2 separate regions of the Homo sapiens genome follow, and region 1 is linked to region 2. Evidence: chromatin contacts called from ENCODE Hi-C or POLR2A ChIA-PET data. All regions are on one chromosome and are shown on one strand. The core of a region is the stretch at or near the end of the contact, and the rest is flanking DNA. Distances in the headings are between cores, read along the strand shown. Region 1 holds the start of MRPL35 (mitochondrial ribosomal protein L35). Region 2 holds the start of LOC105374843 (a long non-coding RNA gene).

Evidence for each region. A loop is a pair of places that touch in the nucleus more often than their neighbours do. ChIA-PET counts read pairs that join two places held with the same protein, here RNA polymerase II (POLR2A). Pooled maps may share reads with other maps.
Region 1: a map with no recorded cell type shows a loop between it and region 2 (4-fold over the local background). The contact joins the promoter of MRPL35 here to the enhancer-like site in region 2. A Hi-C loop is called at or near these places in 7 of 37 single-sample maps with no recorded cell type and 8 of 50 pooled maps. POLR2A ChIA-PET finds 5 or more read pairs at or near these places in 1 of 52 experiments (A673).

Annotation. Positions count from the first base shown.
Region 1 is chr2:86,195,295-86,201,170 of GRCh38, reverse strand. MRPL35 (mitochondrial ribosomal protein L35) reads right to left here and starts at 1,714. Exons shown (of 4, transcript NM_016622.4): 1 at 1,638-1,714. The coding sequence starts at 1,680. IMMT (inner membrane mitochondrial protein) reads left to right here and starts at 5,709. Exons shown (of 15, transcript NM_006839.3): 1 at 5,709-5,833. The coding sequence starts at 5,789. RefSeq lists enhancers at 1,626-1,895, 5,719-5,838, 5,859-5,876.
Region 2 is chr2:85,993,070-85,998,932 of GRCh38, reverse strand. It overlaps LOC105374843 (a long non-coding RNA gene), which reads left to right and starts at 855. Exons shown (of 3, transcript XR_940318.3): 1 at 855-962; 2 at 1,292-1,502. RefSeq lists enhancers at 4,392-4,571, 4,612-4,801 and a cis regulatory region at 4,542-5,055. Within about 2 kb of position 3,957, at least 20 of the 41 ENCODE cell types and tissues checked have a DNase peak (open chromatin) inside an H3K27ac peak, as active enhancers do.

The sequences.
Region 1 (5,876 bases), core at 465-2,964, 200 kb before region 2:
GGGGCCTCAACAGTTTGGCAATATCAGGCAATGCTGAATATATACATATTCTCTGACCAGGCAATTCCACAGCGATTTTCACACATACCCACATCCTCAGAAACAATTGGACTCATGCGCCAGGATGAGATCAATCAGCTTTGTACATAATTGCCCCAAACTGGAAATGGAGAATTGTGGCACAGTCATATAATATTATACAGCAGGCCGGGCAGGGTGGCTCACACCCGTAATCCCAGCACTTTGGGAGGTCGAGGCGGGCGGATCACCTGAGGTCAGGAGTTCCAGACTAGCCTGACCAACATGGAGAAACCCCAACTCTACTAAAAATACAAAATTAGCTGGGCGTGGTGGCGCATGCCTGTAATCCCAGCTACTCCAAGGGAATCACTTAAACCTGGGAGGAGGAGGTTGCAGTGAGCCCAGATCGTGCCATTGCACTCCAGCCTGGGCAACAAGAGAGAAACTCCGTCTCAAAAAAAAAAAAAGAATTATATAGCAATGAGAAAGCATTACAGCTACGCAAAATGAATGAATGAATCTCACAATGTAAAAGAAGATACTAAAGCGTATATACTGTATGAACCAATTCATGTGAAGTTCAAAACCAGGCAAAACTATGTTCTTGAGATGCACATATGGATGCTAAAACTACTATAGGAAAAATAGGCAACCTAATAGTAACTATAAAAATGAGAACAGTGTTTATATCTGGGGGGGAAGTAGAGAATTTTGATACATAGGGGAGAGGAGGCTTCTGGTAGTGCACTGTTTTGACCTGAGTGTTAAACAGGTGTTTGCTTTAGAACTGTTAAATCATTCATGCATACTATATAAAATTTTCTTCATATGTATTATATTTCGCGAACACAAAAAATACTCCACATAAAAAAAGCTTTTCTCTAACGGTAAAATTTACATCGCTGCATTTTCTTGACTGATCTCGTATATTCTCCCACAAAATGTTATCCTAACAATATATTTTGTGTGAAAGTAACTTACTGAGCATCCTATGGTATTTGGATGATTTTTAACTTTTTGCAAAAAGTACTTAACGTCACGGCAACTTAATTTAGTCGCCTTTACTTCTGCTATCTCTCAGTCAAGAAGTCCTCATACCAGCCCTTGTGCCGGGGGCTGTAGTTAAAAATTAAATTAGCCTTCAAGCTTACCATGTGTCAGGCACTGCCCAAAACGCTTTACGTGCATTATCTCATTTAATCCCCAGGTAGGTGGTTATGACCCCCATTTTAGAGGTGTAGAATCTTAAGTTAGGAGACATTAATTCTCAAGGTTAAAGGTCGTGAATGGCAGGTCGTAGCCTCTAAATCAGAAAGTTAGGTGAGACTTTTTGGTTTCCCTCGCCCCCTCCGTTCCAGTTTCTCTGGCTTCTTTTCTAGGGAAAAAAAGCTGGTAAGGAAGCGGCAAATGCGTGACACACAGGCCCGCGTGAGTCCGAGTCGGGGGACTTGGTACGGGCTGCCGGTCACACCGCCCCAGAGAAAATTGGGCGCAACCTTCTTAACTTAAATAATGACCCTTTTTGCTTGTTAACCTCCAGTCTAAACGCCCATTCCATCCCGCACCAGTTTCCCCTTCTGTGAAGGCATGCATGGAGTATGTCGCTCTCCACTGACCTGAAGCTGCTCTCACTGCACCAGCAAAGGCAGAGGCAGCCATCTTCACCTTCGCCTACGGCGGCCGCTTTGGGTTTAAAAGCACAAGAGCAAAAGAGAATGAAGGGAAAGCAAGGAGGCGGAGTCAAGGAAGAGGAAAAGAACAAAGTTGTCCACTCAACATTTATTCAATGTCATCTGCCGGGTTCCGTTCTTCGCCGCTGTAAAACGACTGCCTATAGAAGGTTCTACAAAATTTCTTATTAAAAAAAATTCTTGGGGCCGGGCACGGTGGCTCACGCCTGTAATCCCAGCACTTTGGGAGGCCGCGGCGGGCGGATCACAAGGTCAGGAGTTCGAGACCAGCCTGGCCAACATGATGAAACCCCCGTCTGTACTAAAAATACAAAAAGTAGCCGGGCTTGGGAGGCTGAGGCAGGAGAATCGCTTGAAACCGGAAGGCGGAGGTTGCAGTGAGCAGAGATCGTGCCACTGAACTCCAGTCTGGGCGAAAGAGCGAAACTCCATCTCAAAAAAAAAAAAAAAATTCTTGCCGGGCGCGGTGGCTCACGCCTGTAATCCCAGCACTTTGGGCGGCCGAGGCGGGCAGATCACGAGGTCAGGAGATTGAGACCATCCTGGCTAACAGGGTGAAACCCCGTCTCTACTAAGGGGTACAAAAAATTAGCCGGGCGTGGTGGCGCGCGCCTGTAGTTCCAGCTATTCGGGAGGCTGAGGCAGGAGAATCGCTTGAACTTGGGAGGCGGTTGTTGCAGCAAGCCAAGATTGAGCCACCGCACTCCAGCCTGGGGTACAGAGCAAGATATAGGGTGTATTACCTTGGAACACTATTGTTGCCAACTTGATCTCCCACCTATGGTGGCCACTTTGAGTCCAAAAACAGGCACATACGCTAGACAAGTATATTGAAACATTCATAAAAGCTCTTTGAATTGGCAACGGGAGTCATTGCGCACTTTTTTTTTTTTTTGAGACTAGGTCTTGGTCTGTTGCGAAGGCTTGAGTGCAGTGGTGCGATCACAGCTCACTGCAGCCTCGACCTCCTAGGCTCAAGCAATCCTCCCACCTAAGCCTCCTGAGTAGCTGAGACTACAGGCACACACCTGGCTAATTTTTAAATTTTTTGTAGAGACCTAGGTCTCACTATGTTGCCCAGGGTGGTCTCAATTATTTGGTATGGAATCAAACAGGTCTCCCACCTTGGCCTCCCAAAGTGCTGGGATTACAGGTGTGAGCCACTGAGCCTGGCCTCACTGCACATTTTTGAACAAGTGAGTGACTTGATTTAAATTTTGTTTTTTAGAGACAGGGTCTGAGTGCAGTGGTGCAATCACTGCAGCCTGGAATTCCTGAGCTCAAGGGATCCTCCCACCACAGCCTTCCAAGTAGCTGGCACCACAGGCATGCACAATCATCCCCTGCTAATTTAAAAAAATTGTTTATAGAGATGAGGTTTCACTTTTTTTTTTTTTTTTTTTTTTTTTTTTTTTTTTGGAGACAGACTCTCGCTCTGTTGCCCAGGCTGGAGTGCAGTGGTGCGATCTTGGCTCTCTGCAAGCTCCGCCTCCCGGGTTCACACCATTCTCCGCCTCAGCCTCCCAAGTAGCTGGGACTACAGGTGCCTGCCACCACACCCAGCTAATTTTTTGTATTATTATTATTTTTTTTAGTAGAGACGGGGTTTCACCGTGTTAGCCAGGATGGTCTCGATCTCCCGACCTCATGATCCGCCCGCCTCGGCCTCCCAAAGTGCTGGGAGAGGTCTCACTCTTTTGCTCAGGCAGGTCTCAAACTCCTGGGCTCAAGTGATCCTCCCACCTCAGTCTGCCAAAATGCCGGGATATGAGCCACCACACCCAGCCCCTGGTAACAAATTTTTTTTTTTTGAGACGGAGTTTCGCTTTGTCCCCCAGGCTGGAGTGCAGTGGTGTGATCTTGGCTCACTGCAACCTCTGCTTCCCAGGTTCAAGTGATTCTCCTTCTTCAGCTTCCCACATAGCTGGGATTACAGGCGCGCACCACCAAGCCTAGCTAATTTTTGTATTTTTAGTAGAGACGGGGTTTCACCATGTTGGCCAGGCTGGTCTCGAATTCCTGACCTCAGGTGATCCGCCCGCGTCAGCCTCCCAAAGTGCTGGGATTACAGGTGTGAGCCACAGCGCCTGGCCTGCCTGATAACATTTTAAAGCAAAAATATTGACAACTTCCAAGTGGAGAGTGAGGACTCTCCACGTAGGTTATGAGGGGTTGGGAGGCTAATTTTGAGGTTTGAGATCTTGAAGCTAGAGAGGTTGCTAATGATGTTCAGGCGCAAGTTGTGGCTGTGACGTACATGACTGAAGCAGGATGAAAACATTCACTGGCATTGACAAATTCAAAGCCAAGGGTGTTAGAAAAGTCATCACACGGGCACCACATGACTGAAGCAGGATGAAAGCGTTCACTGGCATTAAGAAGTTCAAAGACAAGGGTGTTAGAAAAGTCATCACACCGGCACCACTGGGCATGACAGCAGTGGGCAGGGAGGCAGCAATTCAATTGCTAAAATTACTAAAGAAAACGGGAGACTGCTCTGGAAGCTAAGTGAAAGAGATATGAAACATATGTAATTACTGTAGTCCCCTAAAAACCATAGAACATAGAACATATACAAACATAACTATTGCTTTCAGATAATTTTCAAGTCCATCTCTCCATGCTACAAGTCATAGCGCAGTCTACCTCTAGAGAGAATACATATTGTAATAAATTACCCAGTTAAGACTTGGAATACTTTGCAAATCCAATAGAAGATAGAAAAGTTAGTTTCCACGATATTGCAATAAGATGCTAATAGTATTAATACGAACATATTAATTCTGGAGTATACATGGAGTATTAATACCATGCTTAATATTTAACGTGTTTTATTTTGATTACAGAATCAATGGAATACTTTTGTTTTTTGAGACAGAGTTTCGCTCTTGTTGCCCAGGCTGGAGTGCAATGGCGTGATCTCGGCTCACTGCAACCTCCGCCTCCCGGGCTCAAGCAATTCTCCTGCCTCAGCCTCCCGAGTAGCTGGGATTACAGGCACCCGCCACCATGCCCAGCTAATTTTTTGTATTTTTAGTAAAGACGGGGTTTCACTATTTTGGCCAGGCTGGTCTCGAATTCCTGACCTCAGGCGATCCACCCGCCTTGGCCTCCCAAAGTGCTGGGATTACAGGCGTGAGTCATAGCTCCTGGCCCTACTTTTCTTTTTAAATTTTTTGTTTGTTTATTTTTCTATATAGAGACGAGGTCTCACTGTGTTGCCCAGCCTGGTATCGAACCTCTGGGCTCAAGCGATCCTCCCGCTTCGGCCTCCCGAAGTACTGGGATTACAAGCGTGAGCCACCGCGCCCTGCCCAGTGGAATACTTTCAACGGTGCTTCTGCATTGACTTCCCATCTTCCAACCCATCCACAAACTGCAGCCAAAATGATGTTACTACAGTAACAACTTGGAGAAAGCAGTGTGGCTTAATCTGGAAGGAGCAGAAGCTGTGGAGTCCAAAGGACCCGTGTTCCTATCCTTGTTGTGCCACTTGACACGTTTAGCACAAGGGTCCCCACAGTGTTAGTTCACCGTCTCCAGCAATCACTATGACTCCCTGGAGGGCTGTCAAACGAAACAAAGGCGCAAACTGAGACAATTCCATTGTTTACGTAACTTTCGCCAAATCGGCTCCTTCCTACGAAATATCCAGCTCATAGAGCAGGCTGAGATGCTTTGTTGCTTTAATTCTCTTTAAGAGTCACAGCTGTCCATTTTCCACGTGCGGCTGAAGAATGGATTTCAGAGCGCTCTCCCTCCGGCAGTGTTCACCTAGTAACCCCTTCCGGATAAGGACCTGCAGCCCGGGCGCGACCCGGAAAGGGAATCCGCCCTTTTCGCCTCCTTCGCGCCAATCGCCTGGAGTTGGCGTTTCCGCAGCCGGGACACAGCCCACCCTCTAAGAGCCGCGGAGTCGGGGACGGTAGAAGGGGCCGCGCGTGCGCAGTGGCGTCCGCTGTGCTTCCGGTGCGCCGGGCGCGGACGCGGGCACGCACACACGCAAGCACGCCTCCACTTAACTCGCGCCGCCGCGGCAGCTCGAGTCCACCAGCAGCGCCGTCCGCTTGACCGAGATGCTGCGGGCCTGTCAGTTATCGGGTGTGACCGCCGCCGCCCAGGTGAGCACTGGGGCTCCCGGAGGCGCGTGAGGAGGCTGAACTA
Region 2 (5,863 bases), core at 2,708-5,207:
AGGACTCCACAGGCAGGCAAAGCTGGCCAAAAGCAACTTCCAAAGCCAGGAGGGAACTCCACCCCCAACCAAAACCACTCAGTGAGGAAACTGGTGTCTCCATCTGTTTTTGAGCGAAAACACCCTGGAGTTCTGAGGAGCTCGCAGGCGCGGCCACCCAGCACCTAAGTGTGGGACAGGGAGCAAGAAAGGGACTGACCTTGGACCTGTGAAACCGCAACCCAGTTTCCCCAAGGGCTCCTAGGAAAGCAGTGTATTTGAAAGTGCTGTCATTCCTTTGCTAAATGCCAAGGATGGAGTGGGCTGTGCATGGGTGCGCCTCTTCCCCACACAGCCACTGCTCCCAGCCCCAGTGAGAGCCTGAGCTCTTGGAGTGAGGAGGGACCCCTGGCCCCCCTTGGTGGGCTCTCCGGCCTCCCTCTCTCGTCCCCACCCCCAGGCCCACACCCTGTCGGCCTCCCACCTCAGAGTGGAAGGTGAGGTGAGGTAATGTCTCCGCTAACCCGCAGTGGCAAGGAGATGAAAAGAATCTCAGAAATGCTATGTTTAATTTAAAGCAGACCCAGCCTGCCTTAGCCAGGCTGTAATTTCACTCAGAATAACCAGATTGTTTTTCTTGGACATTCCAGGCCACCCCCTGTTAAAGCCCAAATGGAATGTTAGGGGGCCCCTTACTGGGGGCCACATGGCTGTCCGAAACTCATTCTCCCTTGGGCCAAGGACTCCTGCTTTGGGGAAGGTCAGGACCTCTCTGAGCGTCACTTAAGGGCCTCCCCTTGGCTCCCTGGCACTCCTCCCCACCCGGCACCCCACCCCTAACTTGGTGCCCAGAGTTCTAAGGGTAAAAGGTCGTCATAGATGAGAACAGCAACACCATCTGTTCACTCTGTGTTCTCTGTGCCCAGTGTTGTGTGAAACTTTCTATCCAATATCTTGCAAAATCCTTACAGCAACCCTATAAGGTGGGTAGAATTTTTTGTGATTCTCCTTCTACAGAGGGTGATAGGGAGGCTGCATAACCTGTCCCAGGTGGCCCAGTTGGGATTTGAGCTCGCTTAGCTCTGGGTGCAAAGCCCAGGCTCTCTGGGCTGCCCATCCCAACGGCCCCTCCCTCCTGGGGCTGAGGAGTTCGGGGGACATTTGTTTCAAGGGAGCTGCCCTTGTTGGCCATCTGGGTATCTGTGGAGGGAGTCGTTATGGGGACACCTGGGTGACAGACAGCTGAAGGGAGGAGGTGCTGTAATCCTGAGCCCTTCTTCTTTCTAGTTGCTGACACCCCTACTTTGGGTAGGGTTGGGTCGGGGCCTTCCAATCTCTATAGGTTTTACTGCTTCCAAAGACCTGGCATACTCCTGGTTTGTGATGATCAAGTTCTGGGTCAGAGCAGGGAGAAGCAGCCCATGAGGCCGGTGAAATGGTGCCCAATGGAGGGGAAGGCCCTGGCTTGTGATCTTGGGCAAGTCCCTCCTCATACCCAGCTTCAGCTTCTCCTCTATAAAATGGTAAGTGGGGATGGAATGGCAGAGAGATGCGGGGCTCTGATTTCTCAGGCCTCTTCTGGCCCTGACATTCTCTGACTTTATTCTGCCAGGATCTGTGCAGATGGGCCTTGGCCCAAGGAGACATGGGAGGTAGAAGGAAGGGAGGGACTGGCAGGGGAGGGACTTCTGGGGAAGTTTCCAGGACTTGGGGGAGGAGAAAAGAATGAGTGGAGCCTGAAGCCAGAACCAGGCATGGGGTGGCCCAGATGGATTTATTCCAGAGCCTGGCCTTCTTCCTGCAGGCCTGAGGGACACTGTGGCTGGCTCAGGGCATAAGTATGCCCCAAACAGAGGGAGGGGCCTCTCTCTGCCTGGTGCCCCCTCCACTCTCAAGGCTCAGCACAACTAAAAAATGGGCTAAAAAATGAGCACTAAAAAAATTTTTAGTGCAACTAAAAAATGAGCTCTCTTGCCTCACTACTGGGGCTGCCTTTGATTTCATGGGGAATAAGGAAGGGGCCAAGGAGTACAGGATCCCAGGTGGTGGATTCTGTGACTGATGAGACCCCTCCAGCTCCCCAGGCCTGGCCGGCAAGAGGAAAGCTCATGTTGCTGATGGGGTGGAAGCCAGGATCTGCAGGCCTGGGAAGGGGCTGATAAGGGGCTGCTCTCACTGCTCAGGGGACAATGAGCTTAGTGTGGGAGGGCTGGGCTGTTGCTTTCCCTCAGGGCTCCCAAGAGAGGTTTCCATGGCACCCAGAAGCTGACTTGGCCACAAGTGTCAATGAAGACATTGTGTGGGGGTTCTTGAGCCCCACCTCTCTCATGGGGTGGGGAGGAGGGGGTGCGAGGCAGGGGAGCCGTCCCTCTAGTCCTGCAGATGCCCCTGTGTACTGTGCTATGAGATGGGACTGGGGCCTCCAAAGATACCCACCTCCTTCCTCTTCTTCAGGAAAGGGTGGAGCTGTTGGGGGCCTTCCCAGGGCAGACACTATATGAGATCCCGAATCCAGGCATGCGTTCCTCAGGAGCTGCTCACCTGGGAGAGGGAGGCAGACAGGTGACACATGCCCTCTTTGTACCTTTTTCCCACACTGAAGCCAACAGGTTGTGTCCCTCCTCTACCAATTCACCTGTAGGAATGACAAGACTCAGCCGGGGTGACAGAGTGAGACCTTGTCTCTAAATTTATTAATTAATTTAGCTTGGAGACTCTTGCATGCCTCACCTAAACACTGGTCAATCCATGGGTTGGCCAGTGCCCCTTGACCTGGGTAGCTTGGGTCAGACAAGTGAGTGGGGTCATGACACTCTCTCTCTCAGGAATGTGGCCTCCAAGACTCAGAGGGAAATTGCCTCTCGTGGAGACACCGGTTCCACTTGGACTAGGCATGGTGCTACCCAGACTCCTCCAGGACTGAAGGGCCTGCACCCCAGTGGTTGTCCCTCAGCTAAGCCCTCTTTGGGAGCAATTCAGCCCAAATCCAATGACTGGTCAATATAAAGGCATAAAGGCCAGGTACTCTTGTCCCAACTCAGGGCAGCTGTCAGCGTCCAGCCCAGCTCCAGCGCTCCTCCAGGGCTTGGCCAAGGTCTTTGTTGGGACTGTATCACAGCCCAGTTTCTCCCACCGCCACTCCCTCCTTCTCCTTGTGTGTCCTGACTCCAGGGCACACAATAAACTGTCTGCCCACCTATGTCCATCTTAGAGTGTTTCCCAAGGAACAGGAAAGATGCCACAGGGAGGGCAGGAAAGAGGATGCGTAATTAGGCCTCTCACAGGTCTGCCCCTTCTGTCCCAGCTGACTCCTGCCTCTTCTGCAGGGGGTGGGGTGGAAGCAGTGCCTCCACCCCCACCTCTGACCTTCCTGCCTGTCTGTCCTAGAGAACGTTTGCCTGGCTCTCAGGGTCTCCAAAGGAAGAAGTCAAATAAGTCACAGAGAAGCAAGGCCAGACATGATATTGCCTCTCTGGGCCTTAGTTTCTTCATCTATAAAATGGATCACTGCCACTTACTTTGCAGAATTTAGAGGAAGATCCAGAAAAAGAACATAAAGCTACTAGTTTAAGGCTTTCTTATTCTGCTGGGTCTGAAGTCAGTCATTGATGGGCTAGAAAAACAAAAGAGCCCCAATGATCGTCATGTACAGTCCCAAAGATTCCCAGGACAATGGCCATCCACTTCACCATTTCCCCTGGAGTGAGTGCGCTTAAGGACTCAAACACTACCAGTGACTCTCCTTGACAGATGGCATCATCCATGCCAGGCGGTGCCCCGAGCCCTCTTCATCCTCCTTGTGCCCACTCATTCTGCAGAGAAACAACCGGAGGTCAGGGAGACTCAGCCGGGGTCACACAGCTGGTACACTGTGGAGCCAGTCCCACCCAAGGTGCGACACCCCCAAGCTTTGGTTTGGGTAGAGCCACTGCTCTCACTTCCTCCCCATTGCAAAAGGGACTCAAGGTGGGAATCAGGGTCAGCTGCACCCTGAGAGGAACTTACCTGATTTGCAGCCAGGGATGCTCCTCTCATCTTTTGGGGAACTATTGAGAAAGGAAAGACGTGCCCAATTTCCCAGGATTTCTCTGAATTCCTGGATATTTACTCCTCAGATTTCACATCTGGGGGATGCAGTGATGTGCTGAAGCTAGCTCATACCAGCTCAAAAAAGCTGACCATGCTCCTCTCCTCACAGTTCCACGTCCACACCTTCATGTTGGTCACCATGGTGGGAGTAGGGACACCATGAGAACTGGCAATTCTACCCATCAGGGATTTAAGGGCTTTTGTTTTCAGAGAGCTGTGGTTACACACTGCCCAGCACACCCCTGGGTGGGTTCCTTAGGACCCCTAGGGAAGTAGTCCCAGCTACTCAGGAGGCTGAGGTGGGAGGATCGATTGAGCCCAGGAGGTCGAGGCTGCAGTGAGCTGTGATTGTGCCACTGCATGCTAGTCTGGGCAACAGAGCAAGACTCTGTCTTAAAAAAAAAAAAAAAAAGATGCATTCTCTTTATACATGTTACACTTTAAGTTTTTGGAGGAAGAAAAAAAGAGCATTTTCTTTTGAAGTTACTCACATTTTAGTGGGGATAGAGGCCAATAATGCCACTGGCTCCAATGATAAGAGTTTTACTAGCTTTTCTAGTTTTTTGCTAGTTTTTCTAGAGGGCCCAGGGGAGCCAGGGAGATACCCTTTGGGCTGTGGGGTTTCATTTTGGTCACATGTCTCATTTCTGCCTCTGATTCTGCTAGTTCTCAGAACCACTAATATTCTGCCCTACATGTTAGGGTCTATTTTTAGAACTTCCTCTTGACAGCACCACTCCTATCTTGTGTCCACAGAAGGGGATCCTGACTCAGCACAGGGTTCTCGGGTGTGCGGATCCCGGGCTGGGCCTCTTGAAGACCTGTGTGGCCCTTGAGCCCTCAGCTTACTTTTTTTTTTTGAGATGGAGTCTTGCTCTGTCACGCAGGATGGAGTGCAGTGGCGCGATCTGGGCTCACTGCAACCTCTGCCTCCTGGGTTCAAGTGATTTTCCTGCCTTAGCTTCCCAATATCTGGGATTACAGGTGCCCTCCACCATGCCCAGCTAATTTTTGTATTTTTAGTAGAGATAGGGTTTCACCATGTTTGTCAGGCTGGTCTGGAACTACTGACATCAACTGATTAATCTACCATGGCCTCCCAAAGTGCTGTAATTACAGGCGTGAGCCACCACGCCCAGCCCCTCAGCTTCTTTTTTAATTTTTTAATTTTTTTTTATTTTTTTTGAGATGGAGTCTTGCTCTGTCACCCAGGCTAGAGTGCAGTGGCATGATCTCGGCTCACTGCAACCTGCGCCTCCTGGGTTCAAGTGATTCTCCTAGCTCAGCCTCACGAGTAGCTGGGACTACAGGCGCGTACCACCACGCCCGGCTAATTTTTTGTATTTTTAGTAGAGAGGGGGTTTCACCATGTTAGCCAGGATGGTCTCGATTGCCTGACCTTGTGATCCGCCTGCCTCAGCCTCCCAAAGTGCCCCTCAGCTTACTTTTAAAGACCTTGTTCCAATAACACATCAAACAGCCCACACTGAGTATATGTATGTATATACACATATATGCACACATATGTGTATTATTTATTTGTTTATTTTTAATTGACACATAATAATTGCACATATTTATGGAATACATAGTGATGATTTGATACATTTAATGTATAGTGATCAGATCAGGATCATGTGTATTTTTAATATTGCAAAATATTTTTAAATGGTTTTGATAATTTTTCTTTTTAAAATAATAGTACATGAGCAACTTGTTATTTCTTGGCAATCACCACACACTCCTCAAGAATTCTTGCAAAGGAGGAAATGCTACTTTCAATTTGTTTTGCAAA